2 separate regions of the Mus musculus genome follow, and region 2 is linked to region 1. Evidence: chromatin loops called from intact Hi-C (ENCODE). Cell type or tissue: gastrocnemius. All regions are shown on one strand. Each heading gives the region's core, and the rest is flanking DNA. Links, peaks and the distances in the headings are about the cores only.

Region 1 (16,753 bases), core at 2,865-10,864:
CCTCATGTGGATAAAGTGAAGCACATCCAGATAATGTTGTAAGACTTAAGAAAAGCCAGGCAGTGGTGGCGCACACCTTTAATCCCAACACTTGGGAGGCAGAGGCAGGCAGATTTCTGAGTTTGAGGCCAGCCTGGTCTACCGTGTGAGTTCCAGGACAGCCAGGACTATACAGAGAAACCCTGTCTTTAAAAAAAAAAAAAAGACTTGAGAAAAAAAGAAGAATTCTGGGGTTGGGGAGATAGCTCAGTCAGTAAAGGGCCTGTTTCACAATCATAAAAACATAGACTCCATCCTCCTGCCTCAGTCTCCCAAGTGCTGGGACTATTTGTCCAGCATTTGTCCTATCTGGCTCCTGGTTTTGGTTCATTCAGGTGATTTCGTTTGGTTTTTGTTTGCTTGTTTTACTTGAGATAGGGTCATACTATGTAGCCCTAGATGATCTGAAAACTCACAGTTTACATCAGGCTGCCTTTGAACTCACAGGAACCCTCTTGTCTCTACCACCCAAGGATGTAGATTAGAAGGGTCACAATGTCCAGCTTCTTTTTTGTTTTGATTTAATTTTGTTCTGTATGGCTGAGGATAAATGCCATGGCCACAGAGAAGTTCCCTACCACCAAGTGGCACTGCTACATCAACTCAACTCCTGAAAGCATAATGGGGATTGGGATTCAACACTTACACCAACATACAGACCACATACTACTAGCATGTCATTTGATCTGCAAAACAGGATGGCTCTCGGACTGCAACTTTCCATCAGTTTCCATTCCTTTTTTGGTGTTTGGGACTCTGAGCAAGTGGAAAAACTATAGATGCCCCTGGTAAAATGAATTCTGTAAGCATTTACACAGGAGGGAGTTGCAAAACTCCTGAGAAGCTCTTTGCTTGAGTCCTGCATAAGCAGAAACAAACAAGAATCAGACTTTGTCCACTAGCTGAGTCAAAGAGAACTGGCAATGGAAAAGGGTAAAGGGTAAGGAAGGAGGAGGGGGTCTAGGGGCAGAGGTTAGGGCATGCAGGGCAGGGGCAGAGAGAAAGGAAGAGGACCTTCACTGTCTTACTCTCCCTAAATAATTTTGAACTTCACTTACAACATTTTTCATCCCATAAGTACTAGAAACTCATTCACTTGGAGCAACACCTTTCCAAAAAGCTCCACCAATGTGGTAGTTTATCCAAAGCAGAGTAAGTGTCCTTCCAGGGCATAATGGTGTTCATCTGTAATCCCAGCACTCACACGCACCAAACTAGGATACATAGCAAGTTTGATACATAATGAATACCAAGAGATTCCTCCCATAGGTCACTGAATGTCAGGCATACTTTGCGCCCATATTAGGCAGCAACCCTACCATCTCATGATGATCCAACCACAGCAGATGTGACTGTGTCGTTCTAAAACTCATAGGTTGGGTGTCAGGATTCCTAAGTGATCTAAGGCTCCAGACTCAAGATCTGCTTCTCAAAACCCATGTGGTGAACTTTTTGTCCCCTTTTTGCAATGCTTTAGAGCTGGGGTTTTGGTAAGGCATTTGGATCATGAAACATGTGACATAATCAATGGATTAATTCACTGATGGAATCATAATATGACATTATTGAGAGGTTTGAAGGGCTTGGTAAGAAGAAGTTGGTCTCCTGGCCTGCCTCTGGGGAGAATACCTTGTCCTACAGCTTGTCTATCTGCCTACCAGCACTTCGTTCTACCACATGCTTCTGCTATGATGACTTATGATATAAGGGTCAGGAAGGAATAGGGCCAAGTGACTAGGGACTGAAACCAGGAGCTAAACTAAATCTTCTTCCTTTTTAGCTGTTAGCCCAAGAGACAAAGTATAGGCCTTTACGGGACAGTGTACATAAAAGAACACTCAGAAATTGTTAGAGGGTTAGCTCATACCTCTAATCTCAGTAGCATTCAAGAGGCTGAGACAGGAAGATCACAAGTTTGAGACTAGCCTCGGGGAACAGGTAGAATGACCACAAAATAAACCAGTTAAGACTCAAAAGACATATGGACAGAACAACATTAACAGAATCTTGAAATTCACTATTAGCTCTTTACAGCTCCATACATATTTTAAATATAATATAATTTATCCATTTCAAGTACACAATTCATTGGTTCATTTGTTGAGACGGGATCTCATATAGCCCAGGTCAGCCTTGGCCTCCTTACATAGCTGAAGATGATGTTGAACTTGGAACCAACCTGCCTTCTACTGCCTCCAATTACTGAATGAGAAGCATTTGCCACCCACCATACTTGGCCCAATTTATCAGTTTAAAATGTCTTTATTAGTATATATTAATTGTACATAATGAGTTGATACACACACAGACACACACACAGACACTGCACTTTGACTATATATTCATCTCCCATCACCCTCTCTTGTCCTTCCTCCTCTCACATTCTTGTAAATTCCAATTTTCAGGGTAGCAACCCTTCTACCAAGTCTTTTTTTTTTTTTTAAGTTTCATTGGGTTGTTTATAGCTAAATCACTTAAAGAAAGTATCTCTAATTCCCCCATCAACACTTCATTGCATCTAAGTTCTCAGTGAGTTCCCCCTGCTCCCATGCCATGGGGGTTTTTGGTTGCTTTTGCAGTTATTTGTCTTGAGACAAGATCTCTCTCTATAGCCATCGCTGGTCTGGAACTCAGAGATCCAACCGCATCTGCCTATTAAGTACTGGGATTCAAGGTGAACCCCATCATGCCTAACCATGATGGAGTTTTGACAGGCTCAGTCTTGTGGGGTGAAGAGTGTAATAGCCACAAAGTCACTCCTGGAGTCAGCATTCTGTACTGTTCCCACCCTTCTTCCAGCTGACATATTTTTTGCCTCTTGGTCTGTGACATTTTTTTTATTAAATTATTTTATTTATTTACATTCCAAGTTGCTCCCCTTTCCAGCCCCCCCTTCACGAGTTCTTTACCACATCCCCCGTCTCCCACCCACCCGCTCTGAGGGGGTGCTCCTAAATCTGCCCACCCACCCCCACCAGCATCACTCTTCTTTGGCCATCTAGTTTCCACAGATTAAATTCATCTTCTCCCACAGAGGCCATACAAGGCCCTCTACCCAGGGCCACAAACCAGCCCATGTATGCTCCTTGGTTTTTGGTTTAGTCTCTGGGAGCTCTGAGGAGTCCAGGTTAGTTGACACTGCTGTTCTTCCTATAGGGTTGCCACCCCCTTCAGTTCCTCAGTTCTTCCTCTGACTCTTTCATATCGATTGCCAACCTCAACCCAGTGGTCCGCTGAAAGTATCTGCATTTGTTCCAGTCAGTTGCTGGTAGATCCTTTCAGAGGACAGCAGTATCAGGCTCCTGTCTGTAAACACAATATGGCCTCAGTAATAGTGTCGAGACTTGGTGTGTGTGTGAATGAGATAGATCCCAAGTTGGGCCAGTCACTGGGTGGCCTTTCCTTCAGTCTCTGCTCCATTTTTGTCCCTGCATTTTCTTTAGGCAGGAACAACTCTGGGTTAAACATTTTGAAGATGGGTGGGTGTTCCCCTATCTCAACTGGAGACCATGTCTATCTACTGGAGGTGGTCTCTTCCAGTTCCATCTCCCACTGCTGGACATTTCAGCAAATATTATCCCCATTGAGTCCTGGTAGCCTCTCACATCCCATGTCTCTAGGACTTTTTAGAGGTTCCCACTACTAGCTAACTCCCACTGCTTCATATTATCATTCATTCTCCTGGCCCTCTGCGCGTCCCTCCTGCCTCTCCCCATACTTGATCCTGCCCCTCCTTCTGCCTCCTCCCACCCAGTTGGTCTGTGACATTTCTAAAAAGATAATACCAAATTATATAACTATCAGGATAAGTCTGTTTTAGGTAATTTATTTAGATCCCATTTATTTTAAATTCTCTTTCTTGTCATAAGGCTCCTGCAATCACTATCTCTATGAATTTGCCTATTATAAACTTTTCATATAAATAGACTTGTATAACATGTGATCTATTGTGTCTGATTTCTAACATTAAGTATCATGTGTTCAAGCTTCATCCAAGTTGTAGTACATGTCAGGACATTTCTTTTATGGCTTAACAATATTTTGCCACCTACTTTTACGTATGCAGTAACCAGTGGATGGACATTTGGACCGGTTCCATTTTGGCTAGCCTAAGTAATCCAGCTAGGAAATTCTTGTACTAGTCGTTGTGCATTCTTATTTATCCATTCCTTCTTGGGCATATATCTTGGAGGAACATCCCTGGGTATACTGTAAACTTACACTTTTCATCTTAAGAAACTGCCAATCTCTATCCCAAAGTGAACACACCATGCCTTCAAGATCAGCAACTTCTTTCTCCACATCTTCCAGAATTTATTACTTTCTAACCTCTTTACCCTTTCTAGTGGACATATAATATTTTACCATTGTGAGCTTATTTTGTTTTATTTATTTTTATTTAAAAAATTCTGGACCCCGTTAGGGATGAACCCCTATTCTTGCATATACCCTAGTCAAGGGTATATGACCCCTAGGCAAGCACTCTCCTGCAGAGCCACACCCCAGGCCTATCCAACTTTTCTCTTGTGCAGTGCTGGAGTCTTGTGACCTAGAACCTCGCATGTGGCACGTGAGTGCTGTGCAACTGAGCTACAACCCAGTCCCTGTTTTCTTTGCTTAGTATTTTTCATCGTTTAAAACAAACTTCAAGAGCTGGAGAGATGGCTCAATGGTTAAGAGCACTGACTGTTCTTCTGAAAGGTCCTGAGTTCAATTCTCAGCAATGACATGGTGGCTCACAACCATCTGTAATGGGATCTGATGCCCTCTTCCGGTGTGTTTGAAGGCAACTACAATGTACTCATATAAATAGTAGTAAATAAATAATATGAAAAAACAAATTTCAGATTCAAATTTGATCATATTCTTCCCCTCCCCCAAGTCCCCACAGATCCTCTCCCCCTCCATACCGACCCAACTTTTAAGTCCATTCTCAAAAAAGAAACAAAACCCACTACAACAAATCCCTCCAAGACAGGAAAACAAAATGAAACCACACCCAAAAGGAAAAAAAAAAAGCTCTACGTCTTGTCACTTTTTCTACTCTAGAATAGAGTCCCACTAATATGTCTAAGCGGATCTTGAACTTGTGCTCCTTCTGTCTTAACCTTTCTAGTATCTGAGATCACAGCCCCACACTACCATGCCAGCTCCGAATGTGGTTTGTAATTCACAGATATCTCTAAATACATATGGAGTACAACATGAAACCTTGGGATTAACTAAGGATAATTAGCATATCCATAACCTTTCCAATAAGAGTATTCACAACGTCCTAGCTATTTTGAAATGCGTACATTACTGTTCAGTAGGTACCCTGTTGTGCAATGGCACACCAGAACTTATTCCTACTGTTTAACTACAAAAGCATACCTATTACCCAACATCTCCCACTTGCCCTCCCCAGTGTCTTGTGACTGCACATATGCAAATACGCAAGAAGTCAATTTTTAAACATAGCACGTGTAGACAGGACATTCCTTCATTATTGCAATGCCCACTGTGCTCTTACAGTGGGCTAAATATATTTGCTTTAAAATTTTCCATGCCTGAATGAGATCATTTGGTATTTTTATTTCTGACATGTCATTTAACATAAATGTCTATCAGCCTTATCCATGATGTTGAATCAGACAGAATTTTACCCAGTTTATGGATAGTGACTCTCCTTTCTTCCTCTTGCCCCCGCCCCCACCCCCACCACACACACTCTCTGTCAATGGACACTAAGGTTGATTCCTTACAATGGCTATTGTAAATTGTTTCATAATGGAGTAGGAATAGATGTGAAAAAGGCAGGCAGGGTTGCCCAGTGGGTAGAAAACCTTGTCACCAAGCTGGGTGACCTGAGTTTACTCCCTGGGACCCAAGTAATGGAAGGAGAGAAACAGTTCCCTCAAGCTATCCTCTGACTTCTACATTGTGGAGGAGCAGGAAGGGTTACGTGCTGAGCTATCTATCCAGCACATCTGTTCATTTTCTGAGAAAGGGCCCACTCTACGCTCCTTAGTCTAGTATTAACTATGTAGGCCAGGCTGGCCTTGAGTGTGTGGCAATTCCTCTGCCTCTCTGCTTTCTAAATTCTGGGATTAAAGAGCCACCATTTATTTCAGCTCAGGCTAAGTCTTTTATAATATGTTGTACTGGCAAGAATTAGCTCAGCCCAGCAAACTCATTGCCTCAGGGGAGTGGAGCAAGCCTGAGTCAACTGTTGCTGACATCGGCAGTGGATGACTTCAAACCCATGCACATATAGCCAGCACTACGTGGATTTGGTGGATTATTTTTAAAAAGACAAAGTTGGAAGGGAACAGATTGGGGGCTAAAGAGGGGAGTTAGAGGAAGAAAACAACGAGGAGTCTTTTTCATTATATATATACTAGAAATTCTCAAAAAAAGAAGAAACTTAAAACCAAAGAATTCACAGTCCCAGACAGACTACTTAATGCTTTCTATTGACACACCCTAGTGGCCTAAGGACTTCTTACTGAGCTCTAGCCCTTAAGGTTCCATAGTATAAAACTCTCTGGAGACTAAGCTCTGGCAAACTTGTATGGTACAAATGACAACCAAAGCACAGCACAAATTGAAAGTGATTTACAGAAATAAACAGATAACTGGTGGCACTGATTGACAGAATTGATAGTGTCAAAATAGTCTTTATACCCAACGTGGTCAACAAATTAAAAACAACCATTATCAAAATACCAATTACATTCTTTACAGAAATAGAAAAAGTATCCTAAAATTGATAAGGGACTACAAAAGACACTAAATAGTCAAAGGGGGGGGGGGATAACAGAATTGTATTAAGATATTTGACTCGATTTAAAAATTGGGTTACTTTCAGGTGCCCACCCATGGTTTGTAGCTCAGGCTAGCCTCCATCTCATAGGAATCCTTCTGGTGACCCTGCAAAGTCAGTGAAAACACTCAGCGAAAAGAACAAGGCTGGAAGCATTGCCCTGCCTGGCTTTACAATACAGCCCAGAGCTGGAGTCATGGCTTGGTAGTAAGGAGCACATTTGCAAATTCAATTCCCCACATCCCCAGCTCCAACAGATCCAATGCCTTCTGGCCTTCAAGGGCACCCACATGCACCTGTATACATAGGAACACACACACACACACACACACACACACACACACACAAATGGATCTTTCTTTTTTTTTTAAGAGAACCCATTATTAAGATATAATAACCAAAATAACATGCTGCTTTGGACATAATAATGCACAAAGACACCAAGGAACAGGGTAGAAAACCCAAAAATAAATCCATAGTTATAGCCAACTGATTTTAAACAACGGAGTCAATATTGAAAAGACTGATTTGCTCATTTTATATTGACTCTGGTGTTATGAGCAAATGACAGTCTTTTCAAGAAGTGGTGCTAGGAAAATTAGATATTCACAGCAGAAAATTGAAAACAGATTCCTACCTTTTATCAGTTATAAAAATCAGCTCAGGCTGACTGATGGTGGTGGATGCTTTTAATTCCAGCACTCAGGAGACAGAAGTAGGCAGATCTCTGTGAGTTTGGGCCAGCCTGGTCTGCAGAGTTAGTTCCAGGATAGCCATGGCTACAAAGAGAAACCCTGTCTCTAATCACCACCACCACCAAAAAAAAAAAAAAAAAAAAAAGAACATTAAAAAAAAACAATAAAAATGAAATAAAAGCAGGGCAGTGGTGGCACATGCCTTTAGTCCCAGCACTTGGGAGGCAGAGGCAGGTGGATTTCTGAGTTCAAGGACAGCCTGGACTACAGAGTGAGTTCCAGGACAGCCAGAACTACACAGAGAGACCCTGTCTCATAAAACAAAAAATAAAATAAAAATAAGTGCAAAACAGATCAAACACTTAAATATAAGACCATATAAGCTAAGGGAGGGCTCATCATGGCACCGGAAAGGGCAAGTTTCTGATAAGGCAGCAAAAACACTGTAAATAAACAATATACAAGTAGGACCACATCCCAACAAAAATGCTGTTATACAGCCATGGCAGAGGAAGCCATCAACAGAGCAAAAGTCTGTATATCTCACAAGAGGGTATAAGCCAGAAGTTTGTGTGTGTGTGTGTGTGTGTGTGTGTGTAGATCACAGGACAATTTCCATGAGTTGGTTCTTTTCTTCCAACATGGATTCAGAGGACCAGCCAGACCATCACTTTCTAAGCCATTGCTTTTACCTAATGAGCCATCTTGCCAATCCTCATTTTTTCCTACTTTTTAATATCCAAAATTGACAAAAGTCTCAAACAAGTCAAAGCTAAAAAGGTAAAAAAATAAAGAAAAAGAAATCTCAAACTAACCAACAAAAAAATTAGTCCAGACATTGCAGGCTCACCAGGTTTCCCATGAGATGGAAGCTAGCCTGTACAAGAGGTGAGATGGACACCTGAAAGAAGTAACCCAATTTTTAAATCAAGCCAAATATCTTAATGAAATTCTCTTATTTCCCCCTGCCATACCTTCTTTGTTTCTGTTATATTCTTGAGACAGGTCCTACTATGTAGGCCAGGATGACCTTTCCCCCAATCTCCTGACTCTCTGTGAGTAACTAGAATTCAGAGGTATATGACACCACACTTAGCTCTAAACAAACATTTCTTAAAAGACACACAGAGCCAGTGAAGTGGCACATACCTATATTCCTAGCACTAGGAGGCCAAGGCAGGAGGATTGCCATGAGTTCCAAGCCAGCCTTAATTATTATTTGAGACCCTGTTTTGAAACGGAAAATAAAACAGAAAGGAAGGAAGGAAAGAAGGAAGAAAGGATGACCCACAGATCAACAGGGGAATGTTCCACGTCACTATCAGGGAGATAGAAATCAAACTCCGTTGAAATGTCACCTTGACTCAGTAGGAATGGCTGTTGTGTGAGTGAGGCTATGAGGAAATGGGAAAGCCTTGCACACAGGTGATAGGGAAGGCATTAGTAAAGTTGTACAGCCATATGGTGGCTCCTCAAAAACTAAAACACAGGAAGGAGCACATGGAACCCCAGCAAGCTGCTCTCTGGGATAGCAGAGGAAAACAAAATGAGTGTGGTCTTAGACTGTATCCCCATAAGTACTAGTGACAATCATCACACTTTCACATTCAACAGATGTTTGTAAAAATTGCTTTATTGAGGTGTCATTTTGAAAGCACAAAATTCAGTTATAATTGTAACAGATTTTTTTTTTGGCAAGTTTACAAAGCTGCATGACCATCTTCAAAATCTAATATGAGTTTTGGAATAGATGAAATTTGGTTATAAGGAATTTCCTCTGATGAAATTCTACCCACAGCTAATTTTTACTTCCTCAAGACTAAGAGAATTCTGTCTCTATAAATTCATCATTCTTGAATATTTATCATAAATGGAATATTAGACAACATGGTTCTTTGTAGCTGTTGAGCACCTGCATTTACATGTATGCAATATGTACATCCAGTACCCAGAGGACAGGAGGGGGTGCAAGAACCCCTAGAACTCGAGTTACACACCCTTGTGAGTAACATCAGCCCTTCTGTTGCTTTTGTGGCTTCACATGTTGTAATATGTATTCATGTGTTCCTTTTATTGCAACATAGTATGCCACCAAATGACTATATGACATTTTGTTTATTCAGTGACAAGTCTAAACATTTCGATCATTTCTGATTGTTGGCTAATTTTATGTATTTTCTTTCAGACAGGATTTCACTCTCTAGTTTGGGCTAGCCTTATATTCGTGGCGATACTCCTGCCCCAGCCTTCCAAGTCCTAGGATTACAAGCGTGATCCACCATGTCTGGCTCTAGTTGGGAATTATAAAGCTAGTTTGAGTATATGTTTTACCTTTCATTTAAAACTGGAAGTACCTGATAATATTTACTATATTGCTTATGAGCCTGCAATGAGGTCCCATATCATGGCTGTAGCATGGGGCAACACTATTCATCCAATGCCTGATACACAAAAGACACAGGATGGGGCTGGAGTCCCAATATTCCCCTAAATAACTTTCATCCTAAGGCCAGATGAACTTAATCCAGTCCTGCCTTTTTAAAATTTTCTATCATGTACCAGTCATTCTGGAACAAAACCTTTTAACACTTGTACTTTCTAGTTCTATAACAAGCGCTGTGTGACCATTGTTAAAATCCAACAGGACATTTCCATCTAACATTCAAGTCTACACTAAAACGATCTAGTTTCTGCCTCTAGAAATCCTCTCATATAGCCCAGGCTGGCCTTAAATTCTCTATGTAGCTAAAACTGGCCTTGAACTCCTGATTCTTCTGCCTCATTCCCAAATTCATCAATCCTTGGCTGGGCATGGTGGCACACGCCTTTAATCCCAGCACTCGGGAGGCAGAGGCAGGCGGATTTCTGAGTTCAAGGCCAGCCTGGTCTACAAAGTGAGTTCCAGGACAGCCAGGGCAATAGAGAGAAACTCTGCCTCAAAAAAACAAAAACAAATCAAAACAAACCAAATTTGCTGATCCTTGTACTCAAGTCTGAGGCCAGCCTCACATTGAGTGCAGGCCATCCAGAGCTATAAAGGTGAACGAAACCTTGCTTCAAAAAACAAAAACAAAACAACCGCTGAAAGAAAGAGAAAAAGATGAAGAGAAAAAGGGGAGAGGAGCTACGTGAGACCCTATCTCAAAAAAAAAAAAAAAAAAAAGGTTTTTTTTTTTGTTTGTTTGTTTTGTTCTTTTAAAAAAAGGAGACCATTGTTTTGGGCCACAGTAACTTTCCTTGCTCCCAGTGGAGCACAATTTAGGCTTTGTTAAGCCTCGGTACAGAGAACAGCTCTTACTCAGGGACAGGTTCTCAAGGGTGGTGGCTTTTCAACTGAATGTCTGGGTGTTAAGCTGACTCCACTCTGGCTAGGTCAGAGTCTCAAGAGCTGCGACACTGTATGACCTCTAGGATTTCTCTTCTTGTTCAACTCCACAGCAGCTAGAATTGTTTCTAGGCCTGGAAAAATGTCACCCTGTGAATGTTCAAGCTAGTTGTTAATGAATGACCCACAAGGAAGGCTCCAAGAGACAGCTGGGGGACCCTGTGCTTTTCTTCCTCTCTGAAACTCCAGTTCTGACCTCTGCCCCAGGTCCAGCAACACTTACGTGCTGTGCTCAGACTCTACTTCCCTGTGAGATGCTATCAGCAAATGTGTCCCTAGGCGGGAGGAAACATGAGGCTTCTGTCACAAGGTTCCCTTCTCACAGAATGGCCTGGGAATCCGCGCGAACACTCGTGTCTGCTATAAAGCAAAGTTTCAAGAGATGCTTTAAGTATGCATTATGTTCAGGATAATCTCACCTATACCTCCCCAAAGCTTGGCTTCTTCTCCTTTGCTTTACTTCTACAGCCATGTAACATACGATTGAATGGTTCTGTTTATTTCCACAAAATTTACAGACAAAATATGAGCAAAAAAAAAAAATTTGTTTTGTAAGTTCCCTTAATGACTATTTCCAGTTGTATCCAGTTTCCTATAGACAACATGATTTTAAAAAATGCCTTTTCTACATGTAGCACAGATTCTCTATCTATTCCTCTCTTGGCCAACTAGGCTGGTTTCCTAACTTAGTTGTGGTGAATATAGTCTACAGCTATGTAGAAGTATCTCTCCAAGAGTTGATAGGAAGTCCTTAGAGTAAATAGCCAGGTATGGTATAGTTTGGCTTCTATAGTAGCTGCCCAAGCTTACCTTCACACAAGCAATAAGGAGGGTTCCCTTTTCCCCACATCCTTGCCAGTATTCATTGTTACTCCTTCCTTAATGAGTACCATTCTGGGGGTTGGTTAGATGGCTCAGCGGGTAAGAGCACCGACTGCTCTTCCAAAGGTCCTGAGTTCAAATCCCAGCAACCACATGGTGGCTCACAACCACCCGTAACAAGATTTGATGCCCTCTTGTGGAGTGTCTGAAGACAGCTACAGTGTACTTACATATAATAAATAAATCTTTAAAAAAAGAGTGTCATTCTGAATAAGTAAATAGAATCTCAGCAGTTTTGATTTGCATTTTCTTATGGTGTTGAACATCTATCTTTTACAATTTATTGGCCAAGGGAAGATAGAGATGACTCAGCAGTTAAGAGCACTGACTGTTCTTCAAGAAGATCCACCATATGGCAGCTCTTGGCCATCTATAAGATGATCTGACACCCTCTTCTAGACTACTCAGGCACCAGTCAAGCCAGTGGTACACAGATGCACATAAAAGACTCCTATGAATAAAATACAAACTTTTAAAAAGTCAAGCCAGGGCTGGGATATATCTCTACAGTTGCTAGAGTGCTTGCCTAAAGCCCCAAGTTCAAGTCCCATCAGCACATAAAACTGAGCATGGTGGTACACAGCTGAAATCCTTGTACTTGAAAGGATAAGTTCAAGGCTAGCCTCATGAGATCTTGCCTCAAAAAAGGTAAGCAAGGTATGGTGACTAATGCCAATAATCTTAGCATGTGGGAGGCAAAAGCAGGAAGGTCACCAAGAGCTTAAGGTCAGGTTGGTCTACAATAGAACATTCTAGGCCAGCCTGGGCTACCTAGTGAAACTGTCTCAAAACTAAAGATATAACTCAGTTGTAGAATGTACAAGGTCATAGGTGAATCCCACAATAAAACAACACATAAGTAGACTATAAAAGGCTCCACCCACAAAGTAATGATGTCTCAACTACAACACTAAATAAAATGCTACCATTATCTAAAAATCAAGAAACTATGAAATGTATCCAGCCTGATCCTCTAGTCTCTACATCACAAATATTATGATTACAGGTGTGGATCACCATGCCTGCCTAAAGTGCATGCTATTCCACAACTAAGTAAGGTATTGTAGTGTTAAGGAATGGGGCGAGAACATAGTTCAGTTGGTAGAGCGCTAGCACAGCAATGCAAAAAGCCCTCACTTCCATCCCCAGCACCACATAAACTAGTTACAGTGGTGGTACATGCTTGCAATACCAGCACTGGGGAAGTATGGGTAGGGGGTCAAGGTCAATCTAGGCTGTTTAGTTCAGGCTGGTCTCAATTGTATAGAAATCTAGTTGGGATTAAGATTTTAAAATGTATATAATCACCATGCCTGGCTATGACTTATTTTAATTACAAAGAAGAAAACATTAGAATTAGTTTAGGTGACCACCAGTACCCTTTACAGTCATTTTTAACTGCCTGACTCTCAATTCATTCTGTCTCAATGAAAACGAATTCTGAGCCTTTGCCAGCTGGCCCAGTTGGAGGTCCTGTCAGCAAAGTATTAGTAAGCCGCCACCGCAGGACTTGGGTTTGGTTCCTGCTTCCACAGCACAGACGTCTGTAGCCTGAGGAGCCTGTCTGGGTTTTATGCTCCTTCAGGGCACATATGTTCTGGACTCTGTAACAGAGTCCCCAGAAACACCCATAGGCTGTTTTTTTACAGTTGAGTACATCTGGCAAGACACTTCCCTATGTAGTTCCTCCAGCAGTAGAGAGCAGATTTCTAGTAGGTTCTGCTACTGTGGTACCAGTATCCCTTAAACATTTAACAAGTCCTAACCGTGCCTCTCCATATTTGATTAAGTAGGTGGTGAGGCTCTTCATTGATCTTCTAGAATAGCCCTACAGTAGGTCTTGAAGAATAGAAAGGTGTGTGTGGGGGGGTCTCCCTTGGGCACTCTAATCTCAACCCTACCAGAAGCAACTAGAGTAATTTAAGGTTTGTTATTTTATCCGGCGATCCTATACTCTTTATTCTCCTTTACTTCTATTACTCTACCCATTCAGAAACCCATACCAAATTTTCCTTGTACAGAATAGTGTTTTCTCCTCCTCGAATCCAGCCTGAGGTAAACGCACAATATGGGGTCTGTTAGGCAATGTCTTCAGACATCCCAGTGCTCTTTAGAAAGGGAAATGAGCTGCCACAAATGTCTGGCAGGCAGGCTCATAATCAAGCTACCTTTTGTGATTCGTAAAGTACCAACTGAAATCCCAAGTGCACTACAGTAGCAGTAGGGATGACCTTCAAACAGAGAATGCACGAAGTCTTGACTTTTACTTGCACTTACAAAGAAAATTGCAAGCTCGGGTGTATTAAGTTTCAGCACAAGTTGCTCTGAGAATCAGAGCTTCCCGATAGCTCTACAAAAGCTTACTTCTAATAATCTCCTGACAGATACTGCTGAGTATCGGCTGGGATGAACTCAGAATGTGACAACTGGACCTTAGCAAGCCTCTGATGCGACAGAACATTGATACCTGGACTTCTTCCAGCTTAAGCCCAAGCACCTTGCCCTACAGTCTGTAGAAATAAGCATCCCTCTGCTTAAAAGCAAAATCACAGATGGGACAGTTTGCAAGATTCTGTCCTCCTCTACAGTCACCAAAACCATATTCAACCAGCAGCTGAAGAGCCAGGGCCAAAATGTCAGAAAGCTCTGAGCAGGCCTGGACACACAACCTAAGGGCATATGAATCAAGCTGGGAAGAATGCGTAGGCCAAACATGGGTGGGGTTTCAGCATGGAGTAAAAGCTATGCTAGAATCAGAAGCAATGAACTAATAGCAATAGAGGGCTGGGGATATAACTTGGTAGAGTGCTTGCCTAGCATAAACATAAGCCCTGAGTTCTATTCCTAGCCCTTCAAAAACTTGGTGTGCTGGCATGGTGTAGTGTAAACCTATCTAACATACCAGAGGGGAAAGCAGTTCGAGGTCAGTCTATGTTCTGTGAGGACCTTGTCTCAAAAATATCAATATGAAGGCTGGGCATGGTGGCACACACCTTTAATCCCAGCACTCAGCAGGTAGAGGCAGATAAATCTGTGACTGTAAGGCCAGCCTGGTTTGTATGAGTTCCAGGACAGCCAGACTATGTAGAGAGACCCTTGTCAAACAAACAAAACCCTTAATTAATAAGATCTTATACATAAGGATATACATGGTATTAAAATAGTTGCTAATGGTGGATCGTGAATGGAGGAAAGTAAAAGTTAACTATGACTAACCTAGGAGAAAAAAAAAAACAGCTTGTAAGAACTTTCAGTCCCTAACAAAAGGGGAAACTAATTGGGTCCCAAAGCCCAGCCCTGAAGATAACACAAAAAGAAATTGATAGAAAATAATATCATTTAATACTTATGTAGCTTTTACTTTATGAGACAGTTTCATGAAGTCAATCTCTTCCACCTCTGGGATACATATTATTAACTTTCTTTACAGGTGAGAGATCAATTACAGATTAATTTCTCCAAAGTTCCCTCAAGTAATAATGCTGAAACTGGAATTTAAACTCACTAGAGAACCATTCCCTACTTCAACCTAGAGAGAAAGCAGAATTAGCAAGAGACAGCAGTTCTGAAGGCCTGCTGGATCGTGGAGTATGCATGCTACATGGGCAGTCCCAGAGGTCACACTGAAAAACCCAATCTTATACTGAGTCACCCATCAAGGTAAGGGTCTGCTGGCTGTCCCTATACCTAAATCAACAGTGCCCCAGAATTGACGTTTGGGGAGGAAAATTAGGTGGGGAAAAAAACCCTGAAAAGCCTAAAATGAATTTCTACTTACAAAAAGGGCTTAAAAAAGAACCCAACACCACAAAGACACACATTCAAGTTTTATTGGGCTTCAATACAAAACATTCCAAAATAAATAAATAAATAAATAAATGATCTATAATGTTCTACATCCAGCTACCAAATAAACCACAGCACTTTGTGTATTATTCAAATTCTTCTACAACCAGAGTTTAGCCAGAAGAATCAAGGCTAATTTTTTTTTTCTAATTGCAGATTTTAGACCTGCTAGTTCTATATTCTACCACTTGTCAAAAAAGTCTCTTGAAATTTTCTACCAACTTCCCACTTTGAATTTAACATTCATATTTAGTGTAATATTGCCCATGACAAACTAAAAAATGCATATAAAATGTCACGAGCTAAAGGTCTTGACAGCAGAACCTACTCCGGGCCTGATTAGAGGACGAAAGGCTTGAAATCCCCTCAACAGCACTGTAACAAATTCGTAAGAAAAATCTCACAAGTGGAGTTAAATTCTTTGACTCTAAAACTCAACCCGCTTCTGTTGAGATTATCTGCGTTCACATTACTGGCTGAGTTTCCAAAGCAGTAAACTAGAGTTATAGCTTCATGGTTTGTTTCCAAGATGGAGCCCTGAGGGTAAAGTACCTTTTATAAAACCACAGTGACCTAGTGACCTATTTTTGTTCCCAATATGTTTTCCTAACTAGCCTAACGTTGCCAGTTTTGACTTTCATTTCCCAGCACTGTTCTTCCCCTTCTTAGTTTTACAAGACAACTAATAATGTTTCCTACTGATGAGGCAAAATTCATCAAATGGGTCAGACATGAGTGAGGTATAATTTTTCTGACTGAAATGTTTGTGTGTCCTGCCAGGGGTTGAATGCTAGCCTCACTGGTGCTTAGGCAAGCACTCACCATGGAGTTACAGCCCCAGCTCATTCAATGTTCTTCTCTCAGTGATCATCAGCTCGAAATTGCAGAGTTGCCCTATGACTTTGCCCGAACGACTGAATGTCTACAAAGAGTCACCCGAACTTCTTGGGTAGGTACCTCCACTTACCAATTAGTCTCCCTCTCTCCATTGGGTCAGTTTTAAGTGATTGCCACTCCCTAATTAAGGATTAACAAGCACTGATTCGGTTTAATCATCCTCCCTCCCTTGAAGACAAAAAAAAAAAAAAAACAAACTATTGC
Region 2 (16,753 bases), core at 5,316-13,315, 140 kb before region 1:
TCTAACTCCAACAATTCACCGTCTCCTTCTGCCCTACATTCCCGAGGGTCTCTCTGCTCGCAATAGGCACGGCTTTAATAAACACTTTCAAGTTACTAATGAAATACTTTTGAGGTAGGGAGAGTTTGGAGTTTGATTTGTTTATTTTAGCATTTGGGGGGGTGGGGGACAGGGCCCAGGCTGGCCTAGACCTATGTGTTTTTGCAGGACTTGAATCCATGGTGATCTTCCTGCTTCCAATTCTCATCCTCCTGGGATGACAGGAGTGAGTCACCTGAGTAATAGTTTGGGTTTTTATATCCCCTAGAAGTCCTCTACCCCTCATCAGTGGGCTCAGGCTCTCAGATCCAATGCATGCAGATGGAACTTTGGATCTTGCTACCTACGGGACAACATCTTCTGTCAGTGTTGCTTATTCCACCAATTGCCATCTTCCTCTACCCCACTTACCAAAGCAGAAACCTGCCTTGAGCAAGGATCCTCTTGCTTCCCGCTCCCACATGCTGGAATTAGAAGCCTATGCCACTGTACTGGCTAGTTTTGTGTCAACTTGACACAGCTGGAGTTATCACAGAGAAAGGAGCTTCAGTTGAGGAAATGCCTCCATGAGATCCAACTGTAAGGCATTTTCTCAATTAGTGATCAAGGGGGAAAGGCCCCTTGTGGGTGGGACCATCTCTGGGCTGGCTGTCTTGGGTTCTATAAGAGAGCAGGCTGAGCAAGCCAGGTGAGGCAAGCCAGTAAAGAACATCCCTCCATGACCTCTGCATCAGCTCCTGCTCCCTGACCTGCTTGAGTTCCAGTCCTGACTTCCTTTGGTGATGAACAGCAGCATGGAAGTGTAAGCCGAATAAACCCTTTCCTCCCCAACTTGCTTCTTGGTCATGATGTTTGTGTAGGAATAGAAACCCTGACTAAGACAGCCACCATGCCTGCTTTGTTCAGTACTAGGGGATTAAACCCTAGGCTTTGTACATGCTGGGAAAGCAGTGTGCCAGCTGAGCCCCAACCCCTAGCCCATAGTGCTGTCTTGATAACCATGGAAAGCTAAGGGAAAGAATTGAAATACACTCTCATTTTTGTTTTGTTTCCAAACAAAGAGAAAATGAACAAGGTACAAAATATTGCAGTCTTTGCTGTTTGGAAGGAAGCAAGGAACCACAAGATGCAAATGTCTGCTGTAACATGCTTTCAGATCAGGAGTACCCCACTTAAACAGAAGTAGCAGTGCCCTCCTGGGCTTCCAGTGGGAATGTATTTTGTGGTGTATTCAATCATTGCCATTGGAGCAGATTCTCTATATGGAGAGTTGCTTTCTCTTTGAAGAAGAAACTTAGAGCTGAGTGTGATTGCTGTTCTGCTAGTCTTGTAAGATTGTGGTTAGCTCTGGAGCTAGCCAGATAGAGTTGTAGTCCAGGCTTCACAATTTGTCAGTTTTATAACCATGGACAAATCGTTCAACCTGTCAGTAACTGTCCACATCTGAAAAGTTGGCTTTTGTTTTTGACACAGGGCCCAGGTTGCCCTAGACCTATGTGTTCCTTGCAGGGCTCGAATCCATGATGATCTTCCTGTCTCCAATTCTCCTAGTGAGGATATTATTTTTTGTACAGTTGATAGGGTTGATGAGGTCAGCAGAAAACCCCAGTAGACTGCTCTCTCAGGCTCATCACCAAACGAAGCACACTGTGGAACCCAGAGCAGTGGTCTGCATTCCGCACTGCAATTGGGTGAGGGAAGGGGGCATCCTAAGGTAGATCCCACTTGGTGGCTCCGACATCTGATAGCCCTTACCTGTGAAGTGGAAGGAAGAAAGCACCAAGTGTGGAGTGAAGTGAAAGCAAAAATACAGAGGAAAGAAGCTAGCAGGAGAGAGACAGACTTCTGTGAGGGAGGGAGAGGAAATGGAGGGGGAGGGGAGAGAAAGGGGAAGACAGAGAGAGAGCACAAAGGGCCATGTGCAACCGTGCACACCTGCAAATCTGTAACTCTAGCACTAGGGAGGCAGAAAACTAACAAGTTCAAGACTAGCTTAAGATACACTTGAGTTTACTCAGCCATGTTTGAGCTACATTGTGAGATTCATTCAAAAATGAACAAACAAAAGACCACTTCAGTTGCAAAGAATAGAGTTTGAATACAACAGAGAAGCCACTTTGAGGTATTGAAAAGCAATTCCCTAGATTTGACAAGTGTTCACTGGTAGACTAGAGATGTAGCTCAATTCATAGTGCATGCATATCATGCATGAGGCCCTGGGTTTAATACCCAGTACGTCATAGTACCTGGCTTAGTAATGCACATGTGTAATCCAAGAGTTCAGAGGCAGTGGAAGCAGAATTGGAAGTTTAAGGTCATCCTGGGCTACATGGTATATCTGAGGTCACCCTGGAGTACACAAGATTCTGTCTCAAACAAACAAACAAACTCAAAAATAAACACAAAATGGAGCTTTCTGCGGATTTCACAAGGGTTGTTTAATGGGCACAAAAGGCAGAAGAAATGTGGTATAGAAAGCTCAGTTCCAAGAGATAGACCAGAATATAGGCTCAAATCACACCCCTACCATGAAGTACTATATAATTCAATATCTGGGTACTTTTATTCACCTGTTAGATGGAGAATAACAGCAAGAAAGACCTGACAGTGTTGTTCAAGGTTTGATGAGCCTAAATATGTGAACTATTTAACCAAGTGCTAGTATGTGGGACTTAAATTTAACTATTCAAAGCAAGGAAGAACCAGTAAGGCAGCTCAGGCAGACAGTTAATTTAGTCTCTCCAAAAATGTGGGGACAAGGAAGTGAAAGGCAGTGGTATTCTGGTGAATTAATGGCTTCACAATCATTCCACGGAAGTTGTGACCCAAATACTACTATGACTACTGCCTGTCACTGCTACTGCTGTAGTGTCACCCACAAAACTTGAGCAGAGACATAACAATGTGGACTACAGAGACCAGAATATGTTGGAAATGTCCTACAGGCCACCGGAAGGCTGTCTAAATTAATACTCTCCACTCCACCCCAAATATTGGCATAAATGAAGTATATGCGAACCCTCTTTGAATCCAGAACCCTTGTTGCAACTTAACAAACTGTATATTTCCTTTTATGTTTTCAGGAGGGACATGGGGAGAAGAATAGACAGTATCTAGCTCAAATAATTCCCTCTCTGTCTCTCTGTCTCTGTTTCTGCCTCTGTTTCTGTCTCTTTCTTTCTGTCTCTTTCTGTCTCTCTCTCTCTTTCTGTCTCTCTCTCTCTGTCTCTCTCTCTCTCTCTCTCTCTCTCTCAGGTTGGGGGGGAGCTGTGTTTGTGGGGGTGTGTATGTGTGTGTCCATGAGAGAGTAAAGATGTAAAACGCATAGGTAGGTCAACATCAGGTATTGTTCACAAGACTCATCTACCTTTTGGATTTTTTAACTTCATTATTATAATGTGTTTATGATAGGTAGGGCATGCACATGCAGCATTTCATGTAGGGAGACAGTTGAGGACAACTTCATGGAGGTGGTTGTCTTCTTCCATCTTGATGAGTGTTCTAGGAATTTAACTCAAGTCATCAAACTTTCAGGGCAGGCACCTTCACTCAGTCATCTTGCCAGTCCCACCATGGTTTTTGAGATAGGGACTCTCCCTAGCCTAGAACTTGATGAGCAGGCTAGGCTGGTGGACCAGCAAGCCCCAGGAATCTACCTGTCTTTGCCATTTCAGTTCTGGGACTGTAGGTGCAAGCCACCACAGCACTATTTTGACATGTGTTCTGGTGATGTACTTTAGATCCTCCTGCTTTTGTGGCAAGCACTTCCCCAACTGGGTTGTCTCCCCAGCCCACCGTTCATACGTTTCATCCTACCTGGTGACACCAGAGATCACAACTGAAAATATCACAGATGGACAAACTCTTGTAAAATACAAAGATGGAGGAGCACTTGGATAGGAAAATGAATGTATCTCGTCTAATGTTGGAAGGAAATTTGTGAGATATAGTTCAAGTAGTTTGTAAGTTGAAGCCAGAAGATGAAAGATAGGGCAGTTAAGGAAAGTTCTATGTCACTAGTGGGTGACATTTGCTCACTACATTTCAGGTATGATCACAATATGAAATAAAACCTTAAGTGGAAAAGATAGGTTGGGGGAAGGCTGATGCGAGTGGACTAGCTAAAATTTCCAACCTCAACCTACTCCTCACTATTTCTAAAAGAAACAGAATGATTGAGTACTGGGCACTTAGTTGGGATCTAGAATAGCCTAAAGCTGGTCATGATGTTAAGCACACTTTGATCTGAGCACTGGAGAGCCAGAGGAAGACAGATCTCTGTGAGTTAAAGTCTGGCCTGGTATGCACAGTGAGTTTCAGACTAGCCATGACTACACAGTGAGACCTTGCTGCTGATAGATAGATAGATAGATAGATAGATAGATAGATAGATAGATAGATAGATAGATAGATAGAAGGTGAATGGAATTATTGTAAGGATCTATGAATCAATTGATGGATAGAATTATGCTATATACATAATGGAATGCTACTCAGCTTTTAAAAAGAAGAAACTAATCTATAACAGCATTAATGAACCTGGAGGGCATTGTGCCAGGTGAAATAAGCCAGGCAGAGAAAGGTGAATGCTGCAAGATCTCATTCATTCCTCACATGTGTAATATAAAAACAGAAGCTCATAGACGTGTAGGGGAAAATAGGAGTTAATCAGGGCATGAGTGAGGAAAGAGAAAGGCTAGTATTTTGATTAAAATGGACAAAGTTTCAGTAAAACAGGAAGAATTTGTATGTATACAATACACTGACTATAGTTAATATTTCTTTGTCTATCTCAAAAAAGTTAAAAGCAAAGACATTCAAAGTTCTCACTATAGACATTGTAATAGTTGAGGCAACGCATGCATGGATGTCATGATGTATGCGTGGAATGAAAGCTCACACCACTGTCACCAACAATTCATATTTGTCAGTTGAAAATAAAATGACATTTAAAGAACAACCTTCCTCTACATCAGTCAGTAAGAAAAAAATAAAACACAGGACCTTATTTATAAAGCACTGTTTATTCTTGTTTATTGAAAATGTCCATTTTAAAAGTCTTTAAAATAAAAACAAGTTTAGAAAATCTGAGCTCCTATAAGAAGGGACATAACAGAGGGGAAACTGAAAGGCCCCTAAGGGCAGCAGTTTACTTCCAGAGTATTGTAAACAACACAACTATGGAGACATGACTGTGGAGTTAACATGGCTTCATTTCCTTTATATTATTTAGTGTGTAAGCATGGGCAGCCCACTGCACAAGTTTCCTTATCCAGAGTACCAAGGGCCTCTCCTCATAAGGGCAAAGTCCCCAAACATGCATATGTACACATCCTTTATGAGACCTTTCAATGTCTTAAGCAATGAACTAAATTATTTGGCGACCACAAAAGTGGTTTTTCCTATGGACAAATTTTGCACATTGATTGCCAACTATTGACCAAGCACAGACAGGACAAATGGGAACATGTGGGTTGCTACTGTTATTCCTTTTGTAAAAATGTTTTACATGAAAGATGTCTCATAGAAATCTCTGGGCTTAGAAACAGGACAGCTGTTCTTAGCAACCTTTACTCTCTAAGCTGACAAAGATAGCTCTATGCGATTGTCTGAGGTTGGCCTTTAGGAATACTCCACATCCTGTGGGTGCTATAATGTTGGCCATGTAACATGAGATAATAGCACTGTACCATAAAGTTATGGAAACTGTGAGAGCCTCCATATCACAAAGGAAAAGGGCTCCTCAACAAGCTTTTAGGCCTCAAGGTTGGTTTTGAAACAACCCTTACAGGGCCCAATCAAATAATATACACGTAAGCCTTTGGTTGGCTTTCTGCATCTTTTTCCAGTGACTTTGCCATCTGGCCAAGTTGTGCTGTCATCTGAGGAGGTAGGTGAGAGCTGTGTTCCTCCATCCTCAGCCCATTTTGACTTGTGTTGAATTTAGGTATACAGTGTTCTTCTGGGGCTCTCTGTGAAATCTGCTTTCTCACGGGTCACTTTTCTGGACCACATACAAAGTCAATGGTTTGACATTATAAACAACTTGAACAAACTAGTTTCAAATAGTCAGCTTCACTGACAGCCTGCTCCAGCTAGGAGGGGCCCTTTAACTCAGGGTCTATAATCTGGATCATCATCCTAGAGGCCACTGATGAGTCCAACTTCTCATTGCAGAAACCAGAGCTTGGTGAGATGGGATGGAAGGTGTACGAGGGCACAATATTTTCTCACCCAAGTTGTTTAGAAAGGTGAAAAGGTTGTCATGGGAATATTCAAAGTAAAGTCATTGCTCACAGTAACTGACAAGATAAGCAAAGCAAATCCATGATCATTGACACCCCACTTTGTATGGCTGGCTAAAAGCATGGGGTTGAGGGGAGGTAGAAAACTTACATAGAGGCAGAGGGCTGGGCTGTAAAGCTACGCTATACTAGGGATAAGTACTCCATCAAGCTGCTTTGCCCTGCTGCTGACGGAGGACTGCCTGAAGCAATTTGCTGAGAGACTTGGTGCTGGTGTGGATGGTTGGAGTTCCTACCACACTGACTTTAAATGGACAACAGCACAGAGGGCAGAGGGCATAAGGGCACTACACTGTTCTTGATCTCAACAGACAACATGGGCAATAAGTTCTTAAAGTACTGAAGGGGGCCATATGATAGTAAAGGGAAGTGCAACTGGGTCACTGGGCAAAGGTGTTCATTTTCACCTACTCTATACATAGCCTGAGAAGCTTAGCCTCCAGCGAATTAGGTAGTAAAGGGCTGTTGGGCATAGCAAAGTATTGGGGCCATTTTGGCCACCACGTCAGGCTATTTCCCCCTGTTAAAACAAGTGTCAATCAACTGATAACCAAGCAATAAACTCTGAATCAAACAGTGGAGGGGGAAGGGGGAGGGGAAGGGAGAGAGGAAGAAAGAGAGAGCATCCCAACACCACAAAGCACAAAGCTCAAATGCACAGTGAAACCATTCAGCTGGCCACTTTAAGGAGTGCTGAAGGCACTGTGCTCAGCTGCACAGTGATGGTTACTGGAGAATCGAGGTCTTGCTGCTGGATTCAGATCGAATGCATTCATCTGTTTGTTTCAACAGCTTCCGGACCAGCTTCTCTAGGTCCTTCCTCGACTTCAATTCTTCTTCCAGACATTGCTTCATTTTTTTATTCTCCTTGAAGGGAAAAGAGTTATTAATCACTGAGCTAAGGCAGCCCTTCTCGGGGTTCCTCCCCCTCCTACTTCCCCTCCTCATCATAGCATCCTTCACACTGACTACATATTCTGAGAGCAGGCTGTCTCTTGGTTCTCTGCCTGTGTGTAAGCAGCCTCCTACACTCTTCACTTTTCTCCAAATGTCCTTGCAGATGGAACCTGCTGCACAGACAACTTGCTCCATGCTTTTTCATTCAGGATTACTTTTCTTTCAATGCAAGCATGTGCTAAGAGGCTCCCCAAATATCTCTGGTGCCAACTTCATCTTCTGAGTGCCAGACCCATAGGGCCATATCAATGGGGCAGGTCAAATACCTTAAACTTATTATGTTCTAAAGGGAACTTAGTATCACTTCTCCCACTACCCGAAACCTCTTCCAGTGCTTCTGGATCCTTGAGAGGTTGCCCACCATAGCAAATTAGACAACCAGGGAAGACGCTTCTCTAATGTCTGTTCTCTCCTGATCCTTGCCCTGTGCCATAATGTGCCATAAGCCTCGACTCTGCAATGTCTCTTTATATTTGCTCTATTCCTCATGGCCTCACTGGCCGGCCTCAGCTCTCGACTTCACCATGCCTCATCCAGGATATGCTAAGCATTCCACAAGTGCTCCTGCAGGCTCTCGACTCCCCTCTTCCCTATGCATCCCCTTCTCACAGGTACAATCAGTCTTATCACATATGGAACATAGGACCACACTGCCCATAAATTCACAAACCACCACAGACAACTCTCTCTTCCATCTTTCCTTACTAACTTCTTTCCTCTTTTATATCTCCTTCATTATTCCCTTTATTTGTTTTCATGACAAGGTCTTGCTATACCAGACTAGCGAATCCATGATGTCCTTACCTCAACCTTCCTAATGGCTAGGATTGCAGACAGGTACCACCATACCTGAGCTTGCTTACATTTATTAAAAGATGTGTGGGAACAAGAAAGCTGTATCTAAGTTTGGGACTCTGCTGTATATATCTAAATAGAAAGGCTCAGAAATTCAAGGCCATATGGTAAAATAAATAAAACCCACCTGATACCACAAAGAAAATAGCAACCCTCCCTTAGTATCTGCTCCTGGGCTCTTCCTGAATCCCTCTCCCAGTGGCAAAGAAGACAGAGCAATTCTATTTTTATCTGAGAAGATAGCTTTGGTAATGCATTACCTGCTTCAGTTCCTTGACCTCATCCTTCAAGGCATAGACAGTATCAACAAGGCTCCTAAAATATACAGAGCAAATTTATAAATGAATGGTTGGTACTGAAGTGCTGATAAATAAGGAGCCTACCATTCTATATAAATACAGAGATGGAAATATCAGTGGGTTTCTACTTGATGGGGAGAAAGAATGACCCACATCCTTTCTCTTCATAGGAGGAAACCTCTCATCACATATGCTCATTTCAACACCATGTTACAGCATCATTTCTATACTGCACAGTTCACTTCTCAGTCCCAGCTCATGTGACCAGAACATAACAGATTGCAACAATGAAATGTGTTTTCTTTTTCAATTTGAGGACATGGTAGACAAATTTGAAATGATATATTTAAAGTATAATATTTAAAGTATACAGCTTTGGTGTGTTTGTCTTATGAAATTATGTCATAAATGAAATTATTATCACAACCATCACCACATGTATTTATAGCTACAATTTGTGTGTGTGTGTGTGTGTGTGTGTGTGTGTGTGTGTGTGTGAGAGAGAGAGAGAGAGAGAGAGAGAGAGAGAGAGAGAGAGAGAGAGTATTGGGAACACAGGAGGTCAATGCTCTTAGTAAATTTCAAGTTTAAAAAAATATTGCTATAAAAAAAAAAGCCGGGCATAGTGGCGCACGCCTTTAATCTCAGCACTTGGGAGGCAGAGGCAGATGGATTTCTGAGTTCAAGGCCAGCCTGGTCTAGAGAGTGAGATCCAGGACAGTAGGGCGATACAGAGAAACCCTGTCTTGAAAAACCAATATATATTGCTATTAATTATAGTCACTGTTAGATAGACTAAAACTTACCTATCACCCTATACAAATGAACATTAAACTTTTTTTTTATCACCATCACCTATTTCTTCTACCCCCTCCAAGCTTCTGGTCTATTCTGCTCCTATGAGTTCAATTTTTAAAAGAGTCTCATCCTTTGGTTTTATTGCTGCAGCTTTAGAGTAGGGGTAAATATTACTTACAATATAATTAAAGCTATGCTATCACAAGACCCTATATATGCTACAATAGCCATGCTATGGTATTACTCTTTATTTAGCTAACCTTTCATAACAGAGAATTAGGACATTAAAAAAATAATAATTTTTAAAAAATGATGATGAAGTTCCCTGGTTAGTGGTGGCATTCCTTGTTTCTCGATTTCTTCCAAATCAAGGAACTTTCAGATCAGATTTTAGTTGGGGATTTTTTTTTAAGATTAATTTTTATGTTTGATGTGTGCGTTTATGTGCATGTGAATGCAGGTACTCAAGGAGGCCAGAAGAGGGCGCCAGATCACCTAGAACTGGAATTTCAAGCAGTGTGAGCTAGGTGCCCTACCTGTGTCTTGTGAATTTAACCAGGGTCCTCTGAAAGATCAGCTGGTGCTCTTAACTACTGAATCATCTCTCTAGGCCCTAGGTTTTCGTTTTTATTCTGTCACTTACTGTCATTTTGAACATGTGTAACCAGTTTTCTTTTTGTCTTGTCATGGCTACTACTTACTTTATATATGAAATAAGGATAATACTACATCCCTTGCAGCCTTCACAAGGCTAATGATGACTACTATATCAATAATAATGTTCTTAATAACAATAATTACTATAGATGGGCATACATTTTTGAGTGCTAACCTTTATAAAGGTTATAAAACATTTTGTGATCAAAAAATAACACAGAAAGTATCTCCATCACTCACATTTTACAGATGAGGAAAACAAATTCAGAGAGGTGGAAGAGCTAGCCCAGGGTGACACTAACAATAGCCCAGGCAATAACCCTGACAATACACAGCAAATTGAGAGAAGAACTTGGACTCTAGCCTGTTCTCTTGAGCAGGACTATGTATGTGCAGCATCCCTCCACGGCCTTTGCATCAGCTCCTACCTCCAAGTTCCACCCTTGTTTGAGTTCCTGCCCTGGCTTCCCTAGACGTTGGAGAGTGACCTGAGAGTTGTAAGCTGAGATAAACAGTTTCTTCCTCCAACTTGTTCATGGTTATAGTGTTTTATTATAGCAACAGAAGCCCTAAGACAGGATGTCATGCCTACTTTAGGCCCCAGACATGTCAAGAAAGCAACATTCTCTACTCACTTCTCTTCAATGATGGTCTGCCCATTACTTCTGGTTTCTTCAATAATGAGTTTCTCTTCCTCGGGGAGTAGAACTTGTGGAACAGAATCTTTACGAGTACCTGTAAGTGATGATCACGATCATGTAAGATGGGGTAGGGAGTTATCAGAGGCAGACCTAGGTATTTGTTCCTTTCTATTGTAGTTACAGCAGAGACATTCTTCATGCCCTTGTACTCAAAGGGCAAGCATGCCACTTTTACACTTCCCGATAGGGGACTCTAAATGACCAAATGACCTTATTTTGTCTTCAAGAAGGGGAACTGATGTGGTAGGAGTCCCAGACTTTTCTGTTTTCCCTTTCCCAGAGCAAAGAGCTCATCACTGATCACCCAGTCTCTGCATGCCTCCAAGAGTCACACAGCACATCCCATGATCACTGGGAATTCTTTAATTTCAGTGAAGATCGGGCTGAGAGGCAGCACTGCTCTGGGGTACAACACGGCAAAACGGGCTGCAGAAGCAGCACTCGTTCCTTCCATGGTCCTCTAGGAAATGCAGAGCAGCCTAAAGCTATTTTGGTGGTGGGTACAGTGGAGATGGGAGATTATCTCAGCAACAAAACTCAGGTTTCTTCACTTCTCTCTGCCCACACTGCCTCTCCAGCCTGGCAATCTAGATCCTTCCTCTCTGGGTTCAGAGACATAATCTTTGGTCTGTCTAAGCCACTGTCTAGGTCACTGTTTTGGAAGAGTATCCTGCACAGAGGTATACATTCACTGCTTTCCTTGACCACTTCCATTTCCCCAGAGGGAAGATGTGTTTCCCTTTCTGTGTTCGGAGAATGGCCCTTCATCAGTATGCAGAAGATAAATGGATGGATAAAAGAAAGCCAAGAGCAGTCATTTCTAGGGAAACAGGACATTAGACTGGCCCATGATGCTGCTGAAATGTTGGCCACATCTGAGTGTCAAGCGGGATACTTCCTACATGTCCAAGGGAATGTAAGAAGGAGGAACAAAACTGCTCTTTTTCTTAGGGCAGATCACATGCCTGAGCTTTTACCTCTGAGTACAGGGCTAGACACCAAAGTAGAAAAACAAGTGGCTCAGAGGTGAGGTAAGGTCAGATTTTGTATGAGGGATGCTCTGGTGTCTCCTCGTCCCCATTTCCACCCTACCTTTCACAATAAAAACTTCTCTCACTCTCCTCCCCCAGCTCATCAAAACTTATTAGAACCGAGCATGCCAGAAGTGCAGCCAGGTTGCATCTGTGGTACACTGTCCCTGTTCACAGTGAAATGTATTGATTTCCACATCAAATGCTTTCCTTTTGTGACAGCCTGTGAGATGTGTTACTTTGTGTTAAGGCAGTCTCTTATGAAATCCCTCTCATTCCGAGTAAGCAGCTGGTCAGCAGCTGTGAATACTACAGCACCAGGGGATGTTCATTCCCTATGCAGATGAGAAAAACTCTCTAAAGGGGCCAGTTCAGTAATGGCGTAAAGTCTGAGATGAGAGAAAACGAAATATATAATCTATGTGACCTAGAGTGCGAAGAGCACAAGGGTTTGTCAAAAGGCATCACCCAGCTTTCAAGGGTATAACCTAAAAGCTGTTTAGGCAAATGCCCAAATCTCACAGCTCCTTGAGACATTTTATACATTGTGAAGTCTCAGCTGTGTAGCTACATTTTTCGGATTTTCAGAGCAACTTTGAAACCCAAGTCTGATGAAGCATCGCTCACTTCAATACATAGCTGATGAGAGATAGTATTCTGACTTCCTTTCCTATTCTGCCTATAAGACGAGATTAGCATCAGTTTGCAGACACAGGAACTCTCTGGGCTCTTTAATTCCTAACTAGTGCTGGTGGAGGTATCTGTGTAGATCAAAAGAGAGTGACTTTAAAAAAATTTTTTTTCTCATTTCTATCACCTCTAACATTTTCCCTCTTGCATCTCTTTCTCTCTGGGTGAAAAGCAACAGTTCATAAGCAAACCACCCAGTAACTAAAGCACCTTATCTGAAAGATTCAGTCCTGCACTTCTGCTCTGCATTGAGTCACATGCTTTTCATACCCTGCAAACCCAAACCCCATCTTATTGAAGGTTTTTTTTTCCTTCTAAGAGACAGTGAGCACTAAACAATAAAACCCCATTCATTAGCAAAAGCAGTGTGGCGAATTCTAATTGAGCCATTACCTTGTTGAAAACTGGCGCTGGTGCAATAAGCTTCGATCACCTTAAGAATCTGAGCATCCTCTTCCAGGGCAGCAGTACCTGTCAAATTTAATCAGTAATAACTTTTGCTACATATATGACCCCAAACACTCAAAATGATGTGTTGTGCCCATCACTGCCAAGGGTTCGCAGTGTTTCTGAAAGGCAGGTAGAAATTTGTTCAAGCCCCACGAGGCAAAAGAATGCTATCAAGAATAACCCCAAGAGTTCTGGGGTCATTACCCAGGGGAAGGAATGTTGCTTTGAAGTTCAGAACTCTAAAGCAGTAAGGGTTTTATTAATAATCTCTTGAAGGCTAAAATGATGGCAGTGGGCTTGGTTTTGCTCTAACTCTCATCCAGGACACCAAAGTCTTTCTATCAATTAAATTTCAAGACTTGCCTTCTTTAAGAGTCTTTTCCTGTTGACCCCACCCATCTTTTCAACCAGCCAGATATCACTTATCATCTCCCCAACTCAGTCTTTAAATACTCAGATGGCAATGTTCCACTAATAAGTTTAGGTAACAGTGGGGTTGGAGCTTCAGGAGTTGAAGTTTAGCAAAGATATAATTTTAATATATTATATTATATTACATTATATTATATTATAATTTATTATATCATATCAGAGTCTCATACAGTCCAGGGTTACAGCTAACTTGTTATGTAGCTGAGGATGAGTTGAAATTCTGATCTTCCTACCTCCACCTTCCAAGCAGGGATTAGAGGCACATGCCACCATGCCTGGTTTATATCATGCTAGGGATCAAACTTTGGGCTTTGTGCATGCTCAACAAGCACTCTATGAATTAAGCTATGTCCCTAGCCACAGGAAAGATTTAACTAAACTATACTTGCAACTGATATATGCATTGCTTGCTAAAACACTGATGTCTCCATGTATGCTCCCAAAGTTCCCTTGTTCACAATTTTAGAGTCAAATACAGACATATCGATTGTCTGGCTGACTTTGTAGGCATCTCCTAAATACAGCTCTGTTTTCTGATGTCAGCAGACTGACTCCATGGGCAACTGAGGACATCCCTGAGCATGAGACTGTCCGACCGATTTCTGTCCTCAGGTCCATTTGGTTTTTCAGAAAAAAATATTCCAGGCATCAGAAATCTAGAGGGAAAAATGTGCCCTTAGAAAATGGGTACCAATTGGGGGATCTAAACCAGGTGGGGTGAGGTGATGCAGCATGAAAATGGTCCAGACTGATGTCTGTCAGAGTCAGCAGGAAGTGCAGCAGGAGGAAGCTTATTCTGAAGTCTTAGAAGTGAGCAAATTTTCTGTGTATTTTTTTACAACAGATGATGCCAAGAACAAACTGCTCTAATTATCTGCTTTTTAAACATTGTCATGTTAGTTCACCCATAAATAACTTTGCAAAAGTACAGGCACATACTTTTCCTAATCACGTATTCTTCCTCGGATGCTTTCCTCTCCGTCTTTCTTTTGTGAAGAAACTTCTTCATTGTTTTGGGGCTCTTACTAGATTCCTGTAAGGGTAGCAGTTTCTCCATGAATTAACATTCTCTTCCAAACACGAATGAAAATAAAACAAATAAAATGAATCGGAATACATCTCTCATCGCGATAACATCCATTAGGGAAGGGTCAGACTTTTAGATCACACATACTATAAATGGCTCCAGTAAACTCGGAAAGGTTCAACAAAGCACAGGCAATGGCGTTGCCACAGGGATGAGAATAAGAATGGAGAAGGATGCAGATTGTGCAGGAGGGTCAGTGCCTTTAGGGTACCATCTGCAGCAGAAGTAATGGGATTTCAATCCCAGAAGAGTACTAGCATTCCTAACTTGTTTTATATTCACCATGGATAGTTGGAAGTGGATTAAGTAAGCGATGCAACTACTAATAGAACAGTTCTAAGAGCTTAAAACTGCTTGAATAAGTTTTGCTGAGCAATGGCCCTACAAAGGAAACTGTAATTCCTATCAGTCAGATGGGAAAATTAAGGTGGAGAGAGTGGTTTTCTCAGAGAGGAGAATTTCATGAAGGGTTTCCTGATAAATAAATTTGGCTTATATATAGCCAAACCACACCTTTAATTGGTGCTCAATAAAGGTGAAATTTAGTGAATTTGCTTTTTGCCACATTTTTTTAAAAAAAATCTATTCAATATTAATTTGCAAATAAACAAATTGGAACACTTAGAATCCCAATATAGTATTCTGATATTCCATATTGTCCAGAATCTATGTATCTATATATCTATCTGATACATGAGGTATAACTAGTATTGTAAAATATAGGGAACAAAGGATTTAATTGCTTTCCCTTAGCCGTGGTGACTCCACTTAAACTTAAAAAGAGGCAAACATGAAAACCACACGTGATTTAAGAAAAAAAATAAGAGGAAAAGCTAGCATTAAAAACATAGGGAAAACGAGCATTTTAAAGGCATGATATATAAAGTGAAATTTTACAAGGACCAAACACAAGCCTGCTTTTGAAGAAAGTACTTACATGTCAGAATTGCATCTTCACATTTTAGCCACCAATTATAGCAAGGGACAAAACAAGCATAAAGGAAAGCTTCATTCACCAAAGGTTACAGCACAAGGACATTACGATGTCACTGTTCTACCCTTACCTTTAAGATATAAGACATCCTCTAAAATGAATATGTAAAGAAAGAAAAGATGAGCGTGAGAGGTTGATGGTTATAATGACCACATCCATTTATCAATAGTTCTAAAACAACATTTGAAATGTTAGTGTTATCATCAATTACACAGAAAGAATACCGCCACATTTCCCACATTAGTCTCAGATGCAATACCCTCATGCAAAAGTCCAAAGAATCCAGTTCTTTACCGTATTAAAAGTGCCGAAAAATCACCAAAATGCACAGGAATAGCAAGAACATATTAATAACTCTCTTTCCCCAGCAGAAACAAAGTGATCATGCCTTAGTTTTAATAGATTAGTTATGTGTAGGATTAAAGTCAACTTGACCCTTCAGAATTTGCCTTGGTATGAATTCAGTAACTGACAGTTGCAAAATGTCCATTATTAAAAATGGGAATAGGTTACTATAAAGTGGAACTCCTGGTTCAAGTACTAAAAGAAAACTGAATGGTTGTAGGCCAATTTCAAAGCAGATCTGCAGGACCATTTCCTGCCCAAATTCTCTATAGGGTTACATTTTTTAAAAGTATGCTCAAGAATCATGTCTATTATGCCAGTTGAAAGGGTTAAAAATCCTCCAGTGTCTATATATTGTTCTATTTTGCACTGAGAGACAGAGGCAACAATTAACGGGAACAAAAGCATGATTGATCAAATCAAAACACACTCAAAACTGAGCAACATCTCCAGTAGCAAAGCACACCAAACAGAGAATTATACATTGTCTTTATATCCAAATTCTAAGGTTCATTTCATAACTGTCAGCAACTTACTCTTCATACAACAAGACCTGAAGAGTAGTTATTAATAAATGAGAATCTTTTCCGAAATATGAAATAAGTAGAAATAAGTAAAAAGGGAAAACATCGCTGGATGAAAAAGGTAATAAATACTGTGTCATTAAGGGAGCTAGTGACTGACATGCCTTGACTCCACTTGTAGAGCAGAGGACCAGCCACACTGGCCATGACATATCTTTGTAGCACTAGGCAGATATGATGCCCTGTGTAGGAAGTTGCTACTGAGAAGCCCCTCTGTAAAAAAAGACATTCCTTTCATGTAATTCTTCTATCCTTCCCACTATAGCAAACATTGCTTTCGTGGTTGAGACACATGCGTTGGTCTCATGATGTTTGGTGATTGGGCTTTATTGATCAGCATGCTACAAAATGAAGTATCAGATATTGATTAGAAATGCAACTTCCAAAGATGCATTTCTTGTTTGAGATGTGTGTACATAGCTAGCTAATCTAAAGAATCATTCTCTCTTCGTAGAGAGAAAACAGAGACACCTAAAGAAACAGGCAGTGTACTTGAACTGTTCAGTTCCATCAATGTGTATATATGGGG

Evidence for each region. Hi-C counts contacts between places; a loop is a spot of excess contacts. Peaks named below come from ENCODE experiments on the same cell type or tissue, not always from the same donor. Only the 100,000 strongest peaks of a DNase experiment are listed, where the experiment ranks them.
Region 2: a loop joins it to region 1, with 2.2 times the contacts of the local background. A loop is called at or near these places in 3 of 42 quality-filtered maps.

The regions. Positions count from the first base shown.
Region 1 is chrX:57,367,730-57,384,482 of GRCm38, forward strand. It overlaps a transcript of Rbmx not described here. Among named protein-coding and RNA genes, the nearest start is that of Snord61, 15 kb to the right of the region's middle. In gastrocnemius, for the core only: no CTCF peak of the experiment used is centred there; no DNase peak of the experiment used is centred there.
Region 2 is chrX:57,226,441-57,243,193 of GRCm38, forward strand. Arhgef6 (Rac/Cdc42 guanine nucleotide exchange factor (GEF) 6) reads right to left here. Exons shown (of 22, transcript NM_152801.2): 17 at 15,366-15,386; 18 at 14,154-14,247; 19 at 12,726-12,803; 20 at 10,546-10,645; 21 at 8,417-8,471; 22 at 5,045-7,211. The coding sequence ends at 7,071. Among named protein-coding and RNA genes, the nearest start is that of Cd40lg, 23 kb to the left of the region's middle. In gastrocnemius, for the core only: a CTCF peak has its summit at 9,734 (motif pointing right); no DNase peak of the experiment used is centred there.